Regions from separate parts of the Homo sapiens genome. Here regions 1 and 3 are each linked to region 2. Evidence: chromatin contacts called from ENCODE Hi-C or POLR2A ChIA-PET data. All regions are on one chromosome and are shown on one strand. The core of a region is the stretch at or near the end of the contact, and the rest is flanking DNA. Distances in the headings are between cores, read along the strand shown.

What was found. Hi-C counts contacts between places; a loop is a spot of excess contacts on that map. ChIA-PET counts read pairs that join two places held with the same protein, here RNA polymerase II (POLR2A). Pooled maps may share reads with other maps.
Region 1: a map of uterus shows a loop between it and region 2 (3-fold over the local background). The contact joins two enhancer-like sites. A Hi-C loop is called at or near these places in 22 of 168 maps with a recorded cell type or tissue (B cell, CD4-positive, alpha-beta T cell, CD4-positive, alpha-beta memory T cell and 16 more) and 21 of 50 pooled maps. POLR2A ChIA-PET finds 5 or more read pairs at or near these places in 10 of 52 experiments (B cell, CD4-positive, alpha-beta T cell, CD4-positive, alpha-beta memory T cell and 7 more).
Region 3: a map of heart right ventricle shows a loop between it and region 2 (3-fold over the local background). The contact joins two enhancer-like sites. A Hi-C loop is called at or near these places in 61 of 168 maps with a recorded cell type or tissue (B cell, CD4-positive, alpha-beta T cell, CD8-positive, alpha-beta T cell and 34 more) and 38 of 50 pooled maps. POLR2A ChIA-PET finds 5 or more read pairs at or near these places in 9 of 52 experiments (B cell, CD4-positive, alpha-beta T cell, H1 and 6 more).

What each region holds. Positions count from the first base shown.
Region 1 is chr11:114,158,856-114,161,555 of GRCh38, reverse strand. All of the region lies in intron 3 of ZBTB16 (zinc finger and BTB domain containing 16), which reads right to left. Among named protein-coding and RNA genes, the nearest start is that of ZBTB16, 100 kb to the right of the region's middle. RefSeq lists enhancers at 978-1,477, 1,478-1,979. Within about 2 kb of position 1,400, at least 30 of the 41 ENCODE cell types and tissues checked have a DNase peak (open chromatin) inside an H3K27ac peak, as active enhancers do; they include gastrocnemius medialis, left ventricle myocardium inferior, ovary and 1 more, where a contact is called at or near this core.
Region 2 is chr11:114,250,019-114,252,971 of GRCh38, reverse strand. ZBTB16 (zinc finger and BTB domain containing 16) reads right to left here. Exons shown (of 7, transcript NM_006006.6): 7 at 1-2,646. The coding sequence ends at 2,417. Among named protein-coding and RNA genes, the nearest start is that of NNMT, 45 kb to the left of the region's middle. Within about 2 kb of position 1,276, at least 9 of the 41 ENCODE cell types and tissues checked have a DNase peak (open chromatin) inside an H3K27ac peak, as active enhancers do; they include ascending aorta, gastrocnemius medialis, heart right ventricle and 4 more, where a contact is called at or near this core.
Region 3 is chr11:114,177,970-114,180,770 of GRCh38, reverse strand. All of the region lies in intron 3 of ZBTB16 (zinc finger and BTB domain containing 16), which reads right to left. Among named protein-coding and RNA genes, the nearest start is that of NNMT, 120 kb to the left of the region's middle. Within about 2 kb of position 1,295, at least 27 of the 41 ENCODE cell types and tissues checked have a DNase peak (open chromatin) inside an H3K27ac peak, as active enhancers do; they include ascending aorta, gastrocnemius medialis, heart right ventricle and 4 more, where a contact is called at or near this core.

The DNA.
Region 1 (2,700 bases), core at 151-2,650, 92 kb after region 2:
TCTGGCACAAAACACTCTCCTACTCTGAATTTCTCCTAGATTTCTTAGCACTTTGCACACATTACCATCTTGTATGATGATTGCATAGTCATACTCATCTCCCACTCTAGACTTAAGCTCCTTGAGGGCAGGGATGTTGTAGCAGTCTTCACTGTTAAGTGCACAGAGCCTGACACACAATTCGTGCTTATTAAACATCCTCTGGCTCCAAAAATGAATGACACTCCCAGAATAGGAGCAGGCCACATGAATACTCAAACCCTAATCGTATGCAGCCGAGTCAAAAATAGGGACAAGCAGTTCTAGGCATGCTCACTTATAAGCCACCAGGACGTTAAGCCAAGCTGTGGGAAATCTACCTAATGGGAAACCTTACACTGGCCCATCTCAGAACCAATTTGAGTCACTGCATGTGTCTGTGGTCTCTGCATGGACACCTCAGAGCTAGGAATCACTTCTCGTGTTACGACAAGGAGTGGCGAAGAGACAGTGGATCAACAGATGCTTCAATGCCAGATCCCCAAAAGGGGTAAGGTAGCAGAGGGTGAGGAGGGAGGTTTCAGAGTCTTCCTGGGACACAGGAAGGGGAAGGGCCACAGTCCTACACCCAAGCTTCACCCTCCATCAGGGCTAGCTTTGCAAAGCCTTGGAGGTCATCTCTCTTCCCACCCCAAGCCTCTTTCCCCAACACGCAAACCCTTCTGACCCCCAAAACCACCTCTGAGAATGCAGGGCCTGGCCAGATCATCTCATTAGTTAATGAGTTTGGTTATTGATAGTTAGTTTAAACTTATTGTGATCATCAGGTATAGCCCATAAACACTTGATTAATTCACACATTCGAATTGAAATTAAAACTTCAATTAAACTGAAATTCACTACTACCATTTAGGCTCTTTTAAAAACCCTTAAAACAGAAAGTAAGGGAGAGAGAAAAAGGGAAGGCACTGTCTCTCAGAAGGGCCTCCTACAGGGCAAACTTCTAATTAAACAAATTGTCAATTTCAACACAATGAAAACTGATTTAGCAGTGTAAATTTAGTATTCTAGTCACTGAAAATAAGACCTGCATTGTCGATCTCCTGCAGGCTGATTTCGCGTGATAGGGAAATGAAGAGGAGAGGAGGACGACAGGGAGAGAAAGGAGGAAAAACTGCGAAGGAAGAACAAGCCGGAGCTCCGTCTGCCTTTCAGAAATGACATCTCTGCGGAATTCAATGCGGCCTATTCTCAAGCATCGGAGAAACTCTTTTCTTGCCTCCTCCTTCACCCCACCCCAACCAGATTAGAAAAAAAAAATTAATGGTGTATGATGACAAACTTGGCTCAGCACTCACTGTACATACTGTACCCACAAGTCTGGCTCGCAGCCAGGCCTGGCCTGGAGCCAGGACTACAATAACAAACACAGGCAATGCTCGCCAAGAGGGGGTGGGGCAGCACACAGAGCTAGCCAGGAAGTGAGAGCCGTTCGGCTCTGCTGAGCAGAAGAAAACAGCAGGAATGTGCCAGTGCAAGGGCAGCAACATTTAGGGGGGCAACCACAACCCCTACCCAGATCCTGGACTCACTTCTCCACAGCCTGCGCCTTTTGAAAAAAAATGCTCGCCTCCCCCCCGCCTCCCCCGCCCAGGGTTCTGGAGCAACTACTGTTCTTCCAGGCTGTGGGCTGCTTGAACCCTTGGTCATCTGTAAAATGGGTCTACTCTACAGACCTGGCACACCCATTCTCACTGTCAGCTTTCTTCATGGAACCTTCAAAATAGAGCAGCAGGAAAACCTCACATCATCTAATTCAATGTCTCTTCTAAAACATCACCTAGTTCTGTTTTCAGGCATCAGAACATGTAAACCACTACTGGAATCTGTAAGAAGACCCAGCGCCACCAGCCCAGCCCTCTGACCCCAACTCCCCAACAAGTCCAGGTCACTCCAGAGGCCCCCAGGGCCTGTTTAACAGTGGCCAAACAATTCAGGAAATGGTCTAGCCTCACTAAGCCCTTTGTGCTATTTTATTTTCAAGACCTCTCAGCACGGAGGTGAGGAGTATGCCGGACAACAGAAAGAAAAAAAAGAATAGAAATATCAGAATATAGGCCGTGAGCTATCTGCAAGGGTGAATTAAAACACTACTATGACTCATCGCACCTGCCTAATCATCAAATCATCCTTTCCAAGGGCATTGGCAAGTGACTAGCAGAGGGACAAATCATTTGACACAATCAGCCTTCAGTGCCCAGTAAGACAGGCATGGAAAGGAAAAACTAGGAAAAGAGGACCCAACTCCCAAAGCCTCTGGAGCAGCCATATGAGATCAGGGGACCTGGAAGCAGCATCTCAGGTGGAACCAAAGTCAGCTTCCCCAGGGAACCGCCAGCTCCGCAGGGCAGTTGCACAGTCACACTCTTGTCTGAACTGGGGACACCGGGCCCACCTGACATGAGTATGCAAGCAACCCTTTCTTTTCTGCAGCCGCTTCCACCAGCCCCACCAATGCTGCTGATGTGTGATTCACAGCAGAGACACTGGCTAACTCACACTGGGTCACACCGCCTGGAAGAGGGATACAATACGAGCCAGGGGCTCCTGGCTGTCCCCTCCAGTGAGTCCTTAGGACATAAACAGTTCCTACCACAGGAGGGACTTGTCCGGAGAGAGGAGTGTCCCTGTTCATCGGCATCCCAGGCTGCATCATTCACT
Region 2 (2,953 bases), core at 27-2,526:
TTCCTTTCCAAAACACTAAGTCGTTACTATAGTTGCAAAATAGCATCCTCCCTACTTTACCATCCCTAATCCACAGTCTAGTGACACCGTCCTCCCAATTCACATCCTCCCAACACACAATTTTAAGGCCTTCAGATTTGGTGGATGAGATTGAAGGGGAGGGCAGGAGGGCTGGGGCCGAGGGACGGGGGGGTCGTCGCAGCAGCACCCATCCCTCCGGCTTCCCTACATTCCTCGTGATCCTTCTCCCCAAAACCGCTTCCCTAAACCACTTTGTAAAACCTAAGATCAAAACGCAGCCACAACTTTCTCAGAGAGAGAAAGGAAAGAAAAAATAATAATAAAAAACTCTTACACATAAAGCATGAGATGAAACGGAGGGTCCGTCCCAAAGCAAACACGAATATTGCAAATGTGCTTTCCAAAATTCAGGAGGGTCGGGGGAGGTTGGGGAAAAGAGGGAGGAAGAGCAGCAGAATGGGAGGCGGGAAAGGAACAAAAGAACAACTGGACAAACATAAGAGGTAGCTTTTAGAAAAACAACACCCCCACCCCAACACAACAAAACAAAGGCTGGATCCCGCCCCCCTCCCCAAAGACCAGCCGTGAAAATAGACCAATTCTGGCAATGAGAATGCACGCACAGAGGTGAGACCACACAGTTGCAAGGATCCAAACACAGGCCCTCAAACCTCAATGGCCCAGCAAATTGTAAGAAAGGTGGGATTCTCTCCAGAGTGTTTTAGGCGGAACGGATGGTGGCCACAGGTGACTTCATGCACCAGCGGAGCCAAAAGTGACTCCCTAGTGCCCTCTGGGGACCATGAGACCCCAAAGCAACATCCCCTCCCCACCCACGCTCTTCGCCCTCCTCGGCCCTCACATTCAGATCCTGAGTATCAACTCCTCCTGCACAGTTCCTGCCAGCTGGGAGGCTGGTCTCCAGGGGCACGGGGAGGGTCTTGACCAGCTGAAGTCTATAAAAACAACTATTAATTTACACAAGAAACAGAAAAGAACACCCTCCCCATTCCTCCAAGCCCCAACCGAAAAAGAGATACAGAGGTTAAGAAAGCTCATGAGGTCACAAAAAACTGAGGTAATTCAAGTACAATGTGCTAACAGGGGACACAGAAAAGAAGCAAAACATAACACAAGGCCAAAGCGCTTTCAAATCCTCCTCCTCCTGCAGCTCCTCCCCCTCCTTCTGCTCCTCCTCCTCCTCCTCTCCACTGTGGACCGAGGGGCGCTGTGAGTCAGGAATTCTGTGCGACTCTCTCTGGACCTGGCTTTTCTTGCTGAGCTCACTACATCTGGGGTCCCCAGTGTGACTCAACAACTTTCTCCCTTGCCCAGCTTCCCTCATCCCACGGGCTGGGTGTCCTCTTTTCCAGGTGTGGGACCCCTCTAGAGAAAGACATCCACAACCTACCCTCGGAACCTCAGCCCATTCATGGATTCCTTCTCCTGGGACTGAAGTAGGGCTACGTAGGGACTGTGGTTTGTTTGGTAGGATATTAGGTATTTAGTTGTGATGCTTTTCCATTTTGGAAGCAGCGCAGCAGGAATCTTGCTCACGATGGTGCTGGACTAGGGTGGGGTATTGGATTTGTTTTGTGTTCTCAGAAGGCTGAGGGTAGGAGGGACCCTGAAGTCAGAGGCAGCTATCCCACTAGGGAACCGGAGAAGGATGGAGACACCGCCAGGTCCCTGAGGGGCTGGGACTCCCCTGGGACTTGGAGGACAGGAGTCAAGGGGAGGCTGGGAACAAAGAGCTGGAGGAGGGGCAGGGGTCCTGAGGCTCTCAGAGACCACCGGGGGACACCCAGATGTGGCAAAGCAGAGGAAAGCAGCAGGTGGGCTGAGTGGTGGGAAGAGAAACAGAGCCCTTCTCCTCCCCAGTCAGCCGCCAGCAAACTAGAGCTGCCATTTTGAGCAGCTAGTGACCCAGCCCAGACCCATCAGCAGGGGAGCGCCCTTCTGGCTCACCTCCTCCCTCCCTTCATCTCCTGGGGGTCTTGGTGGAGGAAGGCCGGCACAGACCGTGTGGCTCTGACCAGAGGACCTCTCACCTGCTTTCTAGCCTCCATTTCTGGACACATAAAAGAAGGTCTGGGTGAAGGAAGGAGAAAAATGTGCCACCATTTGAGTGAACAAAATACCCAACCCCATCCCAGAAAATCAGGCAAACCTCCAGCCGGGAGAGGAGGGTGGAGGCCCCCAGAGGAGGGGCAGTGGCTTGGCATCCAGGTCATCTGGAGCCCAGAGAGAATCCAAGGCCAAAAAGCTACCAGGTTTCCTTTTCCTTCTGTTTTTTTTTTTCTTTTCCTTTTTTATTTGTCATAGTCCTTCCTTCATCTCACTCCAACTCTTCTTTCCTGGCTCCCCGCTCGGCTCCACCGCCGCGGGCCTCCCTTCACACATAGCACAGGTAGAGGTACGTCTTCTCTATCCTCCAGTCGGGCGGGATCTCCTCGGGCTTGTGGCCCTTCATGTGCTTCTGCATGGAGGAGAGGCTGGGGCAGTACTCTGTGCAGATGGTGCACTGGTAGGGCGAGGCGCCGTTGTGCGTTCTCAGGTGCTTGATCATGGCCGAGTAGTCCCGGGAGCGCTGGTGGCAGAGCTTACACTCAAAGGGCTTCTCACCTGAGGGCGGAGGGACAGGGCAGGAGAAAGTGAGGACAGACAGAAGGCGGTGAGGGCACCATGTCACCCTCAGGCGTGCCAGGGAAGCTGGGTTCCTCCAGCTGGGCTTGCTCCAACAGAACTTTCTGGGACAATGAAGGCACCACCCAAGACGGCAGCCACCAGTCACACATGGCTATGAATGAGGCTGGTGCGACTGCAGCTCTACAGTTTTCTAATTTTATTTCATTGTAACTAATTTAAATAGCTACATGTAGCTAGTTGACTACTGGATTGCCCAGCTCCTTGTCTTACTATTCTTAACTCT
Region 3 (2,801 bases), core at 46-2,545, 72 kb after region 2:
TGCCCACTAAATGCTTGTTAAACAAAGAAAGTCCCAGGCAGGTTCCTGGGTGCAGAACTCACCTGGGAAGGGCGCAATGGCCACTCAGGGCACTGCCAAGCTGTCTGTCCCCTAGGGGGTGGCAGAGTCCTTATTCTGCACACTCCGTTCTCTACTACCCCCTATTTAAAACTCAAGGACATGGTCTCTGGCTAGGTCTCAGGTAGTTGAGAGGAAAAGGGAGGAAAGGTTAGGAAGTGGGGCTGTCTGCTTCTTCTGGTGTGAGATCTCCCTCTCATCAGCATGTCTGCTCCCAACCCAGTCCAATGCTCACTGTGGCAGCCAACAAACAACCCTTCCCTCCGCTACAGTCAGTGAGCCTCCTGCCCCCCAGGCAGTGATCTGCCGAGTGACTACTCCCTACCCCAGGCACTGAGTTTATCTGAGATTCCAGGTACCCAGTTGTGAAAGAGACAGGCGGACATCCTTGCCCCTACCAGTCTCCCAGGTACCCTGCAGATGAGGGCTTCGGGATGTTCTAAGCACCACCCTGTAGGGAGCTCCCTGACCATTTTGGGTTCTCCAGACTCCTACTCTTCTCCCCTTTTTCCCTGACTTCCCGACACCTCCAGAAGGTTGGGGATAAAGGAAGGAGGAAGGTTCAAAGCCAGTTAAAGTTCGGTGGAAAGACAGGACGCACATGCCAGAGGCGGGACTGAGGCCTCCGTGTGTGGGAGCAGCTCTCCCTCTGTGCCAAGGATCACCCCAACTCACAGGAATCAAAGGAGGGAACAGCCAGCAGGGCACTTTCAAAAACATAAAGCTTTCTCTAAATGCCCAGGATCCCAATGACAATAAAGCTGAAATCCAGTGGAAGCCATGACAAGCTCCCTGCAGCTGCCCTCTCCCCCTTGTCAAAGAACCTCCCTCCCTACCTGCCCTAACCAGAAATGAGGCTGAGGGGGTCCCGGCATCCAGGAAGGAAGCAGAAGACACTGAATGCAATCAGATATGGGGTGGTGTCTCTCTGAAGGAAATAAGGCAGAAGCCAATGAGGGAAGAAAAAAAAAATTCAAATCCCTCCCTCTCCAAAGCCTCTCCCACCCCCATGCTAATAATAAGAAGGGAGAAAAAAAAGAACCACTGAAAAAACACCTAATGTTTGCCAGCATCTAATGTTGAGTGGTGTGTCCTTTTTTTCAAAATTCCTTGAGATTTTAAAATAAACATCTTGAATGTTCTGATGAGATCTGCACGCCTGCTTACATAAGGAAGTACAGAGTGTACCAAAACAGCAGACCCAAAAAAAGCATAAGCTGTCAGAACAATGAGTACAGACGCAGGGCATTTTACAACAGGCCATGGTGTACAGTTTTATTTACAGTACCTCTTATCAGACGGAGAACAGCACACTGGCTGCCAATTCCAAAGGCCGGCACTGTGTGTTCTTTCCCTCAAGGAGATGTGTACTCCCAGAGAGGAGCTTGAAGGCTCTCTCTCTCTCTCTCTCTAGCTCTCTCTCTTGCTCTTTCTCCTTTGTCAACAAAACAAAAAGCTGATCCAGAACCAGAGTTTCTGGAAGATACACAGATTCAGGGAAGAGGGAAAAGGGAAAGCAGGTGAGCAAATCCTGGCTGAAAGGAAAACAACCAGCCCCATTGATAGGTCCAGGATATGGTTCAAGGGTAGCTGTGGTTGACAAGGCTGTGGGGAAAGATCCTCAGAGTTCGGCCTCACTCACTACAAGATGGGAGGGTGAATGAACTAATGATACAGGACCCCACATAAATATAGGATGGAGAAAGACACCAGGGAATTCTCCTGGGCTGAGCAACAGAACAACGGGAGTCACCTGGGATGGAGGACAGGTGGTTTTTAGATCTCCAAAAGCCAGTGTCCCACCAGTGACCTGGCAAATGACTGACACCTCATGTGTGGCTAAATATCCACTCTGCAGAAGAGGAAACCCTGGACTGGGTCAGGAGGAAATGCTGAGACATCTCTATGGCTGAGGGAACATTTCTTATCCTACCTAATAAATGTGATGCTACTAGGAAGCTGCATGGTGCCCTTGTCTCTTACTGGGATCCTGCAGTCCCTCTCTCAAGTCCCACAGGGAGCACACAGGTCTACCTTGTCCCTTATCCCTGCAACTCAATTCTCAGCCAGAGTGGCTTGGAAAGCTCTTTTGTTACCCCTTTTAGCACCAGCGGGTAATCCAACAGGCTTAGAAACACTGTCCACAGCCAGAACACACACATGCACTCAATATTAAGCTGCACAGTAAGGTAGTGAAGAGCACGCTCTCTGGAATCAAACAAACTCTGGTTCAAGTCCCAGTTCTACCATGTCTAGCTACCACCCTGAAGAAGTGAATTATCTCTTCTGGGCCTGTTTCTTACCTAGAAAACTGGGCTCAGAGTGTTTATGCCACAGGGTTGGTTGAGGGATGATTAATTTAAATAATATATGTAAAGTGTTTAATACCCTGTCTGGCATACAATAATAGCCCAATAAATGCTAGTTGTCATTAAGACCAACATCATCATTGTCATCAGGAGATAAAATAATAGCAAGGTATAAGACACACACAAACATCAAATGCATGCAAGAGATATATCACGCAATTTAAAATATTCTTACCTCTCCAGCCAAAACACACCAGTAAAGATGGGGTCAGATCATTCTTCCCCAGGAGGAGATCAAGGAAATGACACCCCTACCGTCTGCTCCCATCATCACTCATGGCCAATGTTTAATGGTATTATTACCCTCCTACTGCCTACCCAGAAGGGAACCAGGGAATGCAAACCAGTTTGAGA